Regions from separate parts of the Homo sapiens genome. Here region 2 is linked to region 1. A link is an interaction called in ENCODE POLR2A ChIA-PET data of the cell type or tissue named here. Cell type or tissue: PC-3. All regions are shown on one strand.

Evidence for each region. ChIA-PET counts read pairs that join two places held together with the same protein. Peaks named below come from ENCODE experiments on the same cell type or tissue, not always from the same donor. Only the 100,000 strongest peaks of a DNase experiment are listed, where the experiment ranks them.
Region 2: POLR2A ChIA-PET joins it to region 1 with 20 read pairs; 2 of 35 experiments call an interaction of 5 or more read pairs at or near these places.

The regions. Positions count from the first base shown.
Region 1 is chr1:171,578,662-171,586,661 of GRCh38, reverse strand. PRRC2C (proline rich coiled-coil 2C) reads right to left here. Exons shown (of 35, transcript NM_001387844.1): 27 at 7,196-7,308; 28 at 6,698-6,834; 29 at 2,475-2,706; 30 at 2,136-2,243. Among named protein-coding and RNA genes, the nearest start is that of MYOCOS, 40 kb to the left of the region's middle. In PC-3, no CTCF peak of the experiment used is centred here; no DNase peak of the experiment used is centred here.
Region 2 is chr1:171,456,092-171,464,091 of GRCh38, reverse strand. No RefSeq gene overlaps it. Among named protein-coding and RNA genes, the nearest start is that of PRRC2C, 25 kb to the left of the region's middle. In PC-3, a CTCF peak has its summit at 7,928; a DNase peak (open chromatin) is centred at 3,771.

The DNA.
Region 1 (8,000 bases):
TTGCAGTGAGCCGAGATCCTGCCACTGCACTCCAGCCTGGCGACAGAGCGAGACTCTGTCTCAAAATAAAATAAAATAAAATAAAATAAAATAAAATAAAATAAAATAAAATAAAATACATAGAACACATCCATCTACTAATATATTTCACATATTTCTTTTGCTTAGTGATGACAAGTTGAGTATCTCTAATCTGAAAATCAAAATCCAAAATGCTCCAAAACTTTCTGAGAGGCTGATATGACACCACAAGTAGAGAATTTGACACCAAGTCCAGGCACGGTGGCTCACGCCTATAATCCCAGCACTTTGGGAGGCCAAGGTAGGCAGATCACTTGAGGTCAGGGGTTTGAGACCAGCCTGGCCAACATGGGGAAACTCCGTCTCTACTAAAAAAAAAAATAAATAAATAAATAAAATAAAATACAAAAATTAGCCAGGCATGGTGGTGGGTGCCTGTAATCTCAGCTACTTGGGAGGCTGAGGCACGAGAATCACTTGAACCTGGGAGGTGGAGGTTGCAGTGAGCCAAGATCATGCCACTGCACTCCAGCCTGGGTGAGGGAGACTCCGTCTCAAAAAAAAAAAAAAAAAAAAATCAACACCTGACCTCCTGCGACGGATCAGTCGAAGTGAGGTCAGAACTTCTGTTTCATGCACAAAGTTATTTAAAATGTTGCTTAAAATTACCTTCAGGTTATATGTATAAAGTATGTATGAAACAAAGGAATTTCATGTTTAGACAGGCCCCTCGCCCCAAGACACCTCATTATGTATACGCAAACACACAAAAAAAAACCAATCTGAAATCCGAGACATTTCTGGTCCCAAGCATTTCGGTAAGAGACACTCAACCCTCAACCGTATCTCCATTCTTCTATTAAAGGTACAACATAGTTTAGTTAATGCTACTTGTAGTGAAGAGAATAGAAACTGAAAGAATTAGGACTATCTTTGAATTTATCCACAGGACATGTCAAATAATCACAAAGTAAATGAGGACACAATATAAGCAGTATTCACAAGTTTCCAAACAGACATTTTACATAATACTTTCAAGGCTGGTCAAAATGAGCTATGAGAAGAACAAGAATCTCTCAGTTTTCACATAAACACTATATTTAATCTGAATGTCAATAAGATATTCATGAATTATCACTCCCTAAAATAGCAAACAACAACAGTTATAAGAAAATGACTAATGACTTTGTTCCCCCACCAGCCCTCCACCACTTTTAAAGAATAAGCTAATGAAATTATTAGAGATAGTTTTAAACGTACCATATACTTTTCACTGAAAATTATTATTGCATTCATACACTTAAGAAAGTGTTTGTCATTTATGCTCGATCACAGTCTGCCACACTGTTGTATGTATAGCTAACCTGCCAGATGGTCTTTGGGAGGCTTCTCCCTAGCACTAATGGGTAAACCACCTGTATCACACTTAATGTAACTATATTCTGGACAATGGTTTTCAAGGTTTTATATTCATTGAATCCTTTGTTAAAATAGAATAAATAATTACACGGAAACCTAAGTTGTTTTTTCCCCCTTAATTAAAAAAAAACAAAAAACAAAAAGCAGCCAGGTGTGGTGGCTCAAGCCTGTAATCCCAACACTTTGGAAGGCCGAGGCAGGCAGATCGCTTGAAACCAGTAGTTCAAGATCAGCCTGGGGCAACATGGCAAAACCCTGTCTCTACAAAAACTACGAAGAAAAATTAGCCAGGCATAATGGCGTGAGCCTGTAGTCCCAGCTACACAGGAGGCTGCGGTGCAAGGATCACTTGAGCCTGGGAGGTTGGGCTGCAATGAGCCATGATCACACCACTGCACTCTGGCCTAGGTGACAGAAAAAAACAAAACAAAACCCCCTAAACCAACAAAAAACCTGGAAGATATAAAAAAACAGGAATGACTGAAGTAGGGGGTGATGGTGGTGAGAAGGGGGGTGTCATGAGCCTGAAACCCCTTCTACGTGGACCCAGTGGAATTCTTCAGGACATCTCAGTGAACAGTTTAAAAACCATCCTCCATCTTGCATCTTGGTTCAATTTAAATTCCCAAACAATAACAAAAGCAATAAAAATAATAATAAAGAAAATTGAGGAAATTTACCATGCCATAGTTTACCTGCTGGAGAGCACTTGGTGACTGGGCAGTGTTATAAAAATTTGTCTGACCAGGCTGTTGTACTTGTCCAGAATAAAGATTTGAGGCCTGGGTAAGATTTGCTCTGGCCTAGAAAAAATTTTTTAAGAAAACATGAGTAAGACTGAAAAAAATTTCAAATTCAGAGGTGGAGATTATGACTTCAAAGCAATGTCTAGCAATTTTTAGTATTAGATAAATGAAAGGACTTTGTTTTTTTCATTGCATCTTCTAACATGTTTTCTTTTAAAAATGTTTCCTTAAAATGATCTGTGGCATAGGAATACAATGAGGGTGCATTGCTCTAGTCCCCTGACTTACCTGGAGAAGATGTGTGTCAATCAGCTGGGAACCTCCTAGTCCTGATGCCTGCCCCAGTTGATGTTCATACAATATAGGAATGGGCTGAGTATTTGATGTTTGCTGAAAGGCAAGACCGGATTGTGCCTTGGCAAGTTCTTGGTGTTGGACAGTTGGAAAGTTGTGAATAGCAGTACCAGAAAGGACCACAGATGGCTGGGATAAACTGCTTTGCATAAAAGCTGGCTGAGATCTACATAAGGATTAAAGAGAAAATATTGTTAGAAGTTAATTTCATCTGGAATCTGAAAATCTTAAGAATGCAAATCCCAAATGACCCAATACAGTCATGTGCTGCATGACATTTTAGTCAACAACAGACCACATATATATTGATGGTCCCATAAGATCATAAGGAAGCTGAAAAATTCCTATCACCTAGTGACATCATAGCTGTTCTAATATCATAGAACATATGACTCAAGTGTTTTTGCTGGTGCTAGTATTAAATATAAACAAACCTACTACACCTACAGTCCTAACAGTTCAGTACATACAGTTACATACAGTACATAATATCTGATACTGATAAAAAGAATTATGTTACTAGTTTATGTATTTACTATACATTTTCTGGTTATTTTAGAGTGTACTCTTTTTACTTAAAACTTATAAAACAGCTTCAGGTAGATCCTTTAGCGGGTATTCCAGAAGAAGGCATTGTTATCATAGGACATGACAGCTCTGTATGTGTTACTGCCCCTGAAGACCTCCCAGTGGGACAGGATGTGGAGGTAGATGAAAGTATATTGATGATCCTAGCCCTGCGTAGCCTAGCCTAATGTGTGTGTTTGCATCTTAGTTTTTAACAAAAAAGTTTAAAAAGTTAAAAAAAAATTAAAAAATTAAAAAACAGAAAAACGTTACAAAAGAAAAGGCCAGACATGGTGTTCATGCTCATAATCCCAGCACTTTGGGAGGCTGAGGTGAAAGGGCTGCTTGAGGCCAGGAATTTGAGACCAGCCTGGGCAAGAGAACAAGACATCATCTCTACAAAAAAATAAAAAATTAGGTGGGCATGGTAGCAAGTGCCTGTAGTCCTAGCTACTTGGGAAGCTGAGGCTGGACAATGGCTTGAGCTCAGGAGTTCGAGGTAGTGAGCTGTATGTGCCACTGCACTCCAGCCTGGGTGACACAGACCTTGTCTCAAAAAAACAAACAAAAAAAGAAATACTTCTGTGCAGATGTACAATGTGTTTGTGTTGTAAGCTAAATGTTATTATAAGAGTCAAAAAATTATAGTAAGTTGAGGTTAATTTATTATTGAAGAAAAATTTGTTTTTTTTTTTTTAACAAATTTAGTGTACCCACAGTGTAGTATAGAGTCCACAGTAGTGTACAGTAATATCACTCGCCACTCACTCACTGACTCACCTACAGCAACTGCCAGTCCTGCAAGCTCCATTCATGGTAAGTGCTCTATACATGGTACGTACCATTTTTAATCTTGTATGCTATATTTTTATTGTACCTTTTCTGTTTAGATTGTTTAGATTTCTATGTTTAGACACAAATATTTACCACTGTGTTACAACTGCCTACAGTATTAAGTACAGTAAAATGCTGCACGGGTTTATAGCCTAATTAGACACAATAGGCTGTACTCTACAGCCTAGGTGTATAGCTGCAGGCTATGCCACCTAGGTTCCTGTAGGTACACTCTATGATGTTTGAAAAAGGATGCATACTTCAGAATGTCTCCCCATCACTGATACTTGGATGCACTCTAATTAGCTCAGAAATCAAGAAAAGAGGCAGAGAATACAGACTGTGTCTAAAGCAACTTATTTCAAGATTTAAAGCCCTGTATACAAGGAAGCTTCACATGTAAAAGTTCTGTGAAAAGGCCTGTTCTCCCTAAGAAGTGGATTGCTCTTTCCTTTTGAACAGTGAGAATAATTCTCTTTTTGTGTTCACTACAAAGTTCAGAACAAAATCTCTTTTTCTCTTTGGCAACATTCTAATTCATAGCCCCAATAGCCCCAACTTTTCTTATTTGTATTTCATTACTTCCCCACATATATTTTTAATATAAATGGCCTAGCCTCAAGATCTCCATGGAATAAAGCACAGTAGTAGCTCATGTCAGAGTTACCCATGAAGATTAAGCAAGCAAACAAACAAACAAGAACATAAACCAAAACCAAACCAAGCCAAAACACACCCCCTCAAAACAAAACCACAATATGCCAGAATCTAACCCCAGACTTCCCTATCATCTGAGATGGATGCCTCCAGTCTACACTTTTAAGATGCAGAGATAAAGAATAAGCACCTAAATCAAAAGTAGTGGGTTAAAGAACATTATGCTTTGTTGCTTTGTTAAAACTGACCTATGTGGCAGGAACAAAAGCCACTAAGGAAGAATGCTAGTCTAGGATCATAGCAGTCTTTACAATACCTACTTATAATTTATGTTTCAAACACGAGGTAAGAAAACATGAATATACTGCTATAAACTATCCTGTCTTTGCAGAAACCAGTTCAGAGATTCCCTAATAAACACTATGCTGATTAGGTTAAGGAACAAGCAAGGAATGTTTAGGGATAAAATAACTGCTTTCAAAATCTAAACCTGTACTTTCCAATGTGGTAGCCAAGTGCCACAATTATATATGTGTCTTACATTTTATTTCTATTGACCACGTCTGGTCTTAAAAAGTATATCTTCCAAGACAATTAGTGAAATGGGGATTACAAATATAGTACATTGCTACTCCACCTCCCACGGCCTGTGGAAAACATTACTAATTAATCACTGTACTCTTTTTCACAGTACTGAAAAGCGGTTGCAAACTTTTCAACAGTGTTTCAAGCAGCCAATACAATTTAAAAGGAGACTGGCTTGTGAGATTAAATCTAGCTGCTATTCCTGTGTCAGAAATTTTCAAGTTTTATTTTTAATATAAATTCCAAGATAATCCCAAATTCAATACAAGACTTCCTTTAGCTTCTAGTTGGGGCTTCTAACGGGAGAAAATAACGAAATTAAATGAGAGTAAAATGAGGAGGGAAGACCTACAACAGCTATATAAGTAATGATACAGGTGTCTTAAATTTTACTAAAGCATCTTTAATCAAAAGGTAAAAATAAAAGCCACATTTATGAGGTTTACTAATGACTAGGCTCTCTGTTAAGAAAGTTTCATTAGCTGAACCTGGCTTCTCTAGGAGTATCATTATGGTAATATAAAACATACTGTATTAACTGATGACAGGTTTAATCTATAAAGTATAGAAATTCTATCTGAACCCACTTCTGAAAACAAATTCCTAAAAACAAATGCACAGCCTTCCTAAACTAAGTGTCCTGAATGTAACTTATTTTTCTTTATGATGATTTAAGGCCACCATCATGAGTATGGATGACAGCTATGCCATGATGCACTGCTCCTACTATCTGACTCTTACTCACTCTTCTTCCCTCATTAAACTGGAAACCAGAGACACTGAGGGTCTGCCACTTTATGTATAACCTCAGGTTAAAACAAAACAAAACAAAAAAAGCCTCACCCTCTTCAAGTCCTAACATCCACATGTTAAATGAGGGTGACTTATCTTAGGTGGTTGTGTGAAGACTAAATTTAGTTAATGTATGTGAAAGGCTGAATATCTATCATATATAAGGAAAGTTCAATAAAAATCAGTTTTCATTATTTCCCTAGTTGCAAAGGTAACTTACAGTGCATCTGAGTGAATTTTTGGAAAAAATGCTTTCTTCACTACACAGCATATTTATCATCATTACTTCCATGCTTTGATATTTACCCCTCTCTGTTCTGTTATATTCCACCCTGCCCTGCACCCCCTAACATGATGTAGTTAACTGCCATGCCTCAGCTCGTACATAGAGGAGATTCAGATTTATAGTTTTTGGTAGCCAGATGGCACACATACTTTTAGGTTCTTTAGCAGCTACTTTCTATAATTTCTAACAGTTTTGGGGTTGCTGTTGTTCACTACTTCAAGAGGGTTTGAAACCTGACATTCTTTAATAAGATATGGTTGAAATTACCAGAGGCTGAGGTTCATGACATATAATCAACATGCTCAATTAGCCAATGTAGTTTATAGCAGAGTCATCCTAGGTTTTTTTGGGAAGGAACAGTATGGATTACGGCAAGGAGGATCAGCAGTTACAATGTTTTCAACATCATTACAAACATAACTTTTAAAGCATTTACCTATATGGTTGAAGTGAGGAGCTGAACAATTCCTGAGCCTGGGAAACAGCAGGGCCAGCCCCCAAACTCAGTTGGGCTTGATGCTGCCCTTGCAGTGGTGCATAAATAGGGATTGGAATCTGCTGAACTGAAGTTGGCTGCAATGCATTGAGAAAGTATGTAAACATATATATCAACATCATACAGATAAATCATTAACACTGGAATATAAAAATTTGAGACATGAAAAGAGTAAAATTAATACTATATATCAGCTCCATTTTAAAACAAAACTGAATGTAAACATCTAAATTTCCCTTTCAACCCACTACTTATTCTACATTATTACTATTAAGCTTTGGTAAATTTGGGAAAAATTTTAAATTTTGCTTATAGAATATCAAGCTAATCGTGGGTAGCTTGTAATTTCAGAGTCTATTATTTATGTTCCAAGATAACTATTATAACCACAGAAATGCGAAGGAACAAATACAGGATGGAAGAAGTCTTTGATATTACCTGAGAGAGACCTGGTTGGAAACCCTGTTGTTGAGCCAAGGATGGCGGAGCCAATCGTGCATGTTGGGTATTGAATAAATGACTTGTGTCCATATAGAAGGCTGGGATTTGAGCTGTAGACCATCAGGATAAACAAGCAGTAGTAAGTGTCCTAATTTCAGAATTTTCCAAACAGTAAATAAAAACCAAGTTTTGTAGCAGATTCCAAATTAAGTGCACCCTCTGAAAATACAGCCATGGAAAAACTAAAAACGTGACAAGATGCAAATGTGAAAAGATGGAAAACTTCTAGTAGACAGGTACACACAAACATAACTAGTACTTGTGAAGGCATGAAAAAAAAATTTATATACCGCCAATGGGGTATAGATACGCAGATTTTGTCAGTGGTAAAATTTCACATAATCTACTAAAATTGAAAATGAATCTACCCATTGAACCAGCAATTCTACTCCAATTTTAAACCTACCTACTAGAATCTAGCAAAATATTTAGAGGATTGACATTTAATTTTAAAAGTTTGGTATAAATTTTAAACACATTTCTATGTATGATACATAATATTTGGTGACTTGCTGTTTTTTTTTGTTTTTGTTTTTTGTTTTGAAACAGTCTCGCTTTGTCACCCAGGCTGAAGTGCAGTGGCACGATTGATCCCAGCTCACTGCAACCTCCACCTCCCGGGTTCAAGCGATTCTTGTGCCTCAGCTACCTGAGCAGCTGAGTGTGCGCCACCACGCCCAACCAATTTTTGTATTTTTAGTAGAGACGTGGTTTCACCATGTTGGCCAGGTGGGTCTTGAAC
Region 2 (8,000 bases), 120 kb after region 1:
TGCCTCAGTTAACATTTTTTATTGGCAGAGGGATGGTGATGGGTGGGCCGAAACAAACTGAGATAAATTGGAAACTTCCTTTTTCTTCTACTTTATAAATAAAAGAAAACATCTTGGGTTTATTCTTTTTTTCAGCTCCTTCACTCATTCTTCCCTTCTCCTTTTCTTCCTTCCTTCCACATTTATTGGGCTCTTTCTATCTGTTAACTCTTAGGGATTGAGACATGGAGATGGGGAGCTAGAGGAGAAGTTCTGACACATCAGTCATAAAGTCCTAAATCTAGGACAGACCTATACAGCACTTTCCAATCCATGAACCATAGCTCTGATTCTATCTGCAGTTCTAGAATTGTGTTTTCAATTCTTTGTTTGTTTGTTTGTTTGTTTGTTTGAGATGGAGTCTTGCTCTGTCACCCAGGCTGGAGTGCAGTGGCACGATCTTGGCTCACTGCAACTGCTGCCTCCCCAGTTCAAGCGATTCTTCTGCCTCAGCCTCCTGGGTAGCTGGGATTACAGATGTGTGCTACCATGCCCAGCTAATTTTTGTATTTTTAGTAGAGACAGGATTTCACCATGTTGGCCAGGCTGGTCTCGAACTCCTGAACTCAGGTGATCTACCTGCCTTGGCCTCCCAAATTGCTGGGATTACAGCCATAAGCCACCATGCCCAGCCTCTAATTTTTAATTGGTCATTTTTTTCTATCATTTGTTAACAATTACTATTGAGCTTTATGTGCATTTTTTCATTAAACTCTCCTAGGAAACCCTTATAAGACAGGTAGTCTGGCCATTTTGCAGGTGAGGAGATGGAGGTTTATTATTTTTCTTTTATTACTTTTATTTTTTTAAGACAGGGTCTTGCTCTGTTGCCCAGGCTAGAGTGCAGTGGCATGATCACAGCTCACTGCAGCCTCAACCTCCAGGGCTCAAGTGATCCTCCCACTTCAGCCTCCCAAGTAGCTGGGACTACAGGCATGTGCCATCACGCCTGGCTAATTTTTGTATTTTTTGTGGAGATGGGGTTTCAACATGTTGCCCAGTCTGGTCTCAAATTCTTGAGCTCAAGTGATCTGCCCAACTAGGCCTCCCAAAACACTGGGATTAGAGGCGTGTGCCACCGTGGCTGGCCCATCTATGCTTTTTTTTTTTTTAAATGACCAGCTCTCATAAGAGGTGCTTTTTAAAAACTACCTTATCACATTGCGTATACCAGGATCCCAAACCCAAATGTCTGCAGGAGGTGAGAGTCCAGTGCAGACTGTGGATATCTGGGTGAATTTGTGCTACACTAAAGTGGCAGGAGCTATTGATTGGCTCTATGCAACTGAGGCTAGGCAGAAATGCAGTTTTGGTGTTATAGTGGTTCTGATCTTTTTGAAAGAAGCCAAATAGAATTTTTTGGGGGTGAAATCTTCCAATCGTTAAGTGATGGCATTTAATTACACACATAGTTATAAATAACGTGAGATCCAAACAGAACATGTCTGCCGACACCTCAATCTCAACACTTCTACAACTGCAAGGGCTTCAATTATGCAAATGTTGGCACTCCTTAATTTGTTTTCTCTATAATCTTTCTCCAATTCTTTTAAACTCTGTATTTCACTTTTCTTGTGCTCCTTCTAATTTCATCCTTATTCTTATTGGATTTATTTATTTTTTCCTGTATGTTCAGTTCACATGTTACCTCCTACTATTTCTCATCATTTCTTCCCAGAGTTCTGTTCTTTTTCTTTTTCTTTTCTTTTTTCTTTTTTTTGAGACAGGGTCTTACTCTGTCCCCCAGGCTGGAGTGCAGTGGTGGGATCTCGGCTCACTGCAACCTCTGCATTCTGGGTTTAAGCCATTCTCCTGCCTCAGCCTGCCAAGTAGCTGGGACTACAGGCACCCACCATTGTGCCCAGTTAATTTTTGTATTTTTAGTAGAGACAGGGTTTCACCATGTTGGCCAGGCTGGTCTCGAACTCCTGACCTCAGGTGGTCTGCCCGCCTTGGCCTCCCAAAGTGCTGGGATTACAGGTGTGAGCCACTGCGCCCAGCCTAGTTCTTTTCTCTCTTGTCTTGTCTTTCTTTTTCCTTCCTTCCTTCCTTCCTTCCTTCCTTCCTTCCTTCCTTCCTTCCTTCCCTCGTTCTTTCCTTCCTTTCCTTTATTTTCTTCCTTCCCTTTATTTTCTTCCTTCCCGGCCTGATTCTTCACTTCCTTCCTTCCTTCGTCCCTTCCTTCCTTCCTTTCTTTTCTTTCTTCCCTCCCTATTTCCTCCCCTCCCTTCCCCTCTCCTCCCCTCCCCTCCTTTCCTTTCCTTTTTCTTTCTTCTCTATAGTCCAGGCTGGAGGGCAGTGGTGGGATCATGGTTCACTGCAGCCTTGAACTCCCTGGACTCAAGTGATCCTCCCACTTCAGCCTCTCGAGTAGCTGGACTATAGGCACGTGACATCACACCTGGCTAATTTTTGTATTTTTTTTGTAGAGACAATAGGGTTTCACCATGTTGCCCAGGCTGGTCTCAAACTCCTGGGCTCAAGCAACTTACCCACCTCGGCCTCCCAAAGCCCTGGGATTACAGGTGTGAGCCACTGTGGCCAGGCTCATCTGTTTTTTGATGGCTATTATTCTCTTGGTTAGTATGATTTGTTCATTGGTAACTTTGTAATTGTTTTCAGTTTTTCTTTCTTTTTTTGAGACACGGTCTTCACTCTGTCACCCAGGCTGGAGCACAGTGGCCCCATCTCGGCTCACTGCAACCTCCACCTCCCAGTTTCAAGCAATTCTCATGCCTCAACCTCTTGAGTAGCTGGGACTAAAGGTGCCCACCACCACACCCGGCTAAGTTTTTGTATTTTTAGTAGAGATGGGGCTTCACCATGTTGGCCAGGCTGGTCTCAAACTCCTGACCTCAGGTGATCTGCTCACCTCAGCCTCCCAAAGTGCTAGGATTACAGGAGTAAGCCACAATGCCTGGCCCACAATTTTTCTTTTGGTATGTTTGTATCAATGCTGCCAGTGCCAGATTTTTTTTTTTTTTTTTTTTTTGAGACGGAGTCTCGCTCTGTCGCCCAGGCTGTAGTGCAGTGGCACGATCTCGGCTCACTACAAGCTCCGCCTCCCAGGTTCACGCCACTCTCCTGCCTCAGCCTCCCAAGTAGCTGGGACTACAGGCGCCGGCCACCACGCCAGGCTAATTTTTTGTATTTTTAGTAGAGACGGCATTTCACTGTGTTAGCCAGGATGGTCTCGATCTCCTGACCTCATGATCCGCCTGTCTCCGCCTTCCAAAGTGCTGAGGTTATAGGCATAAGCCACCGCGCCCAGCCAATTTTTTGTTTTTTATTGCCTAACAATAAATGAGTTAGATTGTCTTTTTACTTTTTTCTTTTTTTTAGACAGAGTCTCACTCAGTTACCCAGGCTGGAGGGCAGTGGCACGAACACAGTTCATTACAGCTTCAACCTCCTGGGCCTGAGTAATCCTCTTGCCTCAGTGTCTCTGGTATAGCTGGGACCACAGGTGCATGCCACCATGCCCGGCTAATTTTTAAATTTTGTTGTAGAGACACGGTCACACCTTGTTGCCCAGGCAGGTCTCAAACTCCTGAGCTCATGCAGTTCTCCCACCTCAGACTCCCAAAGTGCTAGGATTATAGGCATGAGCCACCATGCCTGCCCGAGTTAGATTCCTATTAACTTAACTATTTGTAGGAGATTATTGCATAGCAAAAGAGGTGAGTCAGGGTAACCTTTGAGATTTTACAACCCAAAGGCTCTCTCCTTTGCAGCAGAAATATACCAGTCCTATCTGTTTGAATTATCTGTGTAATTCTTTAGGTAGTCCTTACATGCCTACTTCTCTGGATCACACAATGTCCAGGAGGGCTTCTGCTAAGAGCCTTGCTTACCCCACTTCCCATAACCCTTTGTGCAAACAAGTGATATTGCCTTTGAACTGCAGACTGGGCCCCTCGCTTTCAGAAAGTGACCCCCACCCTGGTATTTCCTGAGCTCTAATAAAAATAACCTCTCATCATCCTTCAAATTTCTTCTCTCCACTTTCTATCATATGACTTTTGCCTATCCTCCACTGTTTTTAGCTGCCCTAATAGGTGTTTTGGAGTCTGCAGATTTTATCTATTTTATCCTAGTCTCACTGAACTATGGAGTGTTTTGGCCAGGTGCAGTGGCTCACACCTGTAATCCCAGCACTTTGGGAGGCCGAGGCGGGCAGATCACCTGACGTCAGCAGTTCGAGACCAGCCTGGCCAACATGGTGAAACCCCGTCTCTACTAAAAATACAAAAATAAACTGGCCATGGTGGTGCATGCCTGTAATCCCAGCTACTGGGGAGGCTGAGGTGGGAGAATTGCTTCAACCTGGTGGGGCGGAGTTTGTAGTGAGCCAAGATTACACCACTTTACTCCAGCCTGGGCGCCAGAGTGAGACTCTGTCTCAAAAAAAAGAAAAAAAAAAAAAAAAAGAAAATAGAGTGTCTTATGTATTTGTTTTTGTAATTGTGATAAAATATATATAACATAAAATCTACCTTTTTTTTTTTCTGGGAGACAGTGAAGACAGTCTCACTCAATGCAACCCCCCTCTTCCTGGGCTCAAGCCATCCTCCCACCTTAACCTCCCCAGAAGCTGGGAGCTGGGATTACAGGTGTGCACCACTGTGCCCAGCTAATTTTTTTTTTTTTTTTTTTTTTTGTAGAGAAGGGATTTCACTATGTTGCCAAGGCTGGTTTCGAACTTCTGGACTCAAGCGATCCACCTGCCTCAGCCTCTCAAAAAGAGCTGGGATTACAGGTGTTAGCCACCATGCCCAGCCAAAATCTACTATTTTAACCATTTTTTTTAAGATGGGTCTTAGGCCGGGGGTGGTGGCTCATATCTGTAATCCCAGCACTTTGGGAGGCCAAGACAGGTGGATTGTTTGAGCTCATGAGTTTGAGAACCGCTTGGGCAACATGGCGAAACCTGGTCTCCACAAAAAATACAAAAATTAGCTGGGCATGGTGGTGTGCACCTATAGTCCCAGCTACTCAGGAGGCTGAGGTGGGAGGATGGCTTAAACCTGGGAGGCAGAGGTTGCAGTGTGCTTAGATCAGGCCATTGCAATCCAGCCTCGGTGATAGAGTCAGACCTTGTCTCTAAATAAGTAAATAAACATGGGTCTTGCTATGTTGCCCAGGCTGGTGTCAAAATCCTAGCCCCAAGTGATTCTCTCACCTCAGCCAGCCAAAAGTGCTGGGGTTACAGATGTGAACCACTGTGTCTGGCCTTAACCATTTTAAAGTGTGCAGTTCAATGGCATTAAGTATATTTACATAGTTTGGGTTTTTTTGATCTAGGATCTTGCTTTGTCACCCAGGCTGGAGTACAATGGCACAATCACAGCTCACTGCAGCCTCAACCTCCCAGGCTCTAGTAATCCTGCTACTTCAGCCTCCTGAGGAGCTGGAACTTTATTTTTTGTAGAGACAAGTTCTCGCTATGTTGCCCTGGCTGGTCTTGAACGCCTGGGCTCAATCGATCCTCCCACCTTGGACTTTCACAGTGCTGGGAATACAAGCATGAGCTATTGTGCTGGCAATATATTCATATCGTTGTACAGCCACTACCACCATCTAACTCCAGAACTTTTTCATCATCCCATACTGAAACTCTACCCATTAAACACCAATTCCTGTTCCCTCCTCCTCCAGTCCATGGTAACCACCATTCCACCTTCTGTCTCTATGAATTTGACTACCCTAGGTACCTCATATAAGTAGAATCATACAATATTTTTCCTTTTGTGTCTGGCCTATTTTTATTTTACTTAGCACAATGTCTTTCTAGTTTATCCATCCTGTAAAATGTATCAGAATTTCATTCCTCTTTAAGGTTGAATAATATTCCATTGTATGCATATACTACATTTTGTTTTATTCATCTGTTGCTGAATATCTGAAGTCATATTGTTAGCTTTCTTTCCATGTAAGCATTCATCTTGTGGGTTGCTTTCATCTTGTGGCTATTGTGGATAATACTGCTATAAACATTGGTGTAGAAATTGTATATCTGTTTTTGTGTTTTATTGTTGTTTTTCATGTTGCTTTGAATGCTTTTCAGGATGCGATTCAGCTATAATTATTTTGGTAGTTCTTTTGGAAGCTGCATTTCAAAATAAATATTTTAGATGATTCTCAAGATTAGGTAAGTTTGGAAAGCACTTCCTACCATTTCTACCTGAATGAAATCAGGTAAAATAACATCAGAGAGAGTCTCTGGCAAGAAAAGAAGCACCAAGAAATCTGGGTAAGATTTTGGGCAGGAGAGGCACTGATGATAGCAAGAGGGAGGTTTGGCGCTTTGAGCAGGTTAAATACATACAAACCAATTGTTCTACTAAGCACCATCTGTCAGAGCTGCTCCTGCTTCTGTGAATCACTATGCGAGCAGAGAGAGAGGATGAAATAGATGGGCTAAAATTGCCTAATTCCCTGTCTGGGTTGACTGTATCTTAGGAAAATCCCCATTTGGCTCTGCTTTCAAGAATGACAAGCTTAGCTCAGCACTTCTGTGCATCTGCTGATGCTCATATTTTGAACTAGGGGATAACCCAATCTATGTCAAAGTAACTATTGATTCTTGGTTTTAACATAACAATTTAACAATCTGTAAAGTTGTCCAAGAGTAGTCAGCTAGTCTAAACTCACCTCTTGTGCATGTCTTAGATTTTTATCAAAGGAATAATGTAAGATACCCAAGGAATAACTTTCATGACACAAGCCAACTGTAGCCATGGGAATATTTTGAGGCAATTTGTTAGTGAACTTCTGTTTAATCTCCATAAAGCAATGCTACAGTGAGTTAGAGAAAAGCAGTTTGGGATTTTGTGGCAGACAAAGATACACTCAGGTGGCTTTCTAGAGGGAGAAAAAGGAAACATTCAGCTAGTTGCTGGAATATTTTTATTCATTAAGCAAATATTTATTTAACTCCTGTCATATAATAGATACAATGGATAAATCAGAGAAAAAGATTTTGCAAAAAAAGTCCCTGAGATTATTGCGCTTTCATTCTGTGGGGGAAGCAGATAATAAAAAAGTGAACAAATATAAATATATTTTCAAACAGCAGAGTACAAAGCATCAAGTAGACCTAACTAAATACTTATTAGTAACTAATTAAATTTATTGCAAGATTCCTTCAGATTGCTAAGGCCAATATTTTATTTCAATTACAATTTTATCTAAAAATACATAATTTAAAAACAAATCTTCCTGACACTCAATTACTTTGCAAAGAAAGGTATACATCTTTTTTTAAAGACTGAGAAAAAAGCCGGGCGCAGTGGCTCATGCCTGTAATCCCAGCACTTTGGGAGGCTGAGGCAGGTGGATCACCTGAGGTCAGGAGTTCGAGACCAGCCTAGCCAACATAGTAAAACCCGTCTCTACTAAAAACACAAAAAATTAGCTGAGCATAGTGGAGGGTGCCTGTAATCCCAGCTACTCGGGAGGCTGAGGAGGGAGAATCACTTGAACCCAGGAGGCAGAGGTTGCAGTGAGCCGAGATCACAGCCATTGCACTCCAGCCTGGGCAACAAGAGTGAAACTCCTCTCAAAAAAAAGACTGAGGAAAAAAAAAAAAAACAAAAAACACTGAGAAACCGTGAATGCTTACATGGAAAGAGAGTTAACAATGTGACTTAATGATATGGCTAAATGCAAACTGGCTAGTATGGATTCTAAGTACCATGACTTTCCAGATAAGAACCAAGATTTTTCATGGTTTTAGGGCCTGACAGTTTGGAAACTTTTGTATGCCCAAACAGGTTTTAAACATCTCCCACAATTTCTTAAATTGGCTTATCCACTTGTTCACTTGCTTTAGTGTTTCATCTGTTAGAAGAGAGTGGGAGGTGAGAGGAGGATAATGTTATTATGTGCTGCTCCCTGTGGGCTGTTTGTATATAAAAATGGCATGGTGGAATTGTTATAATGGTGCTTGTATCTAACTG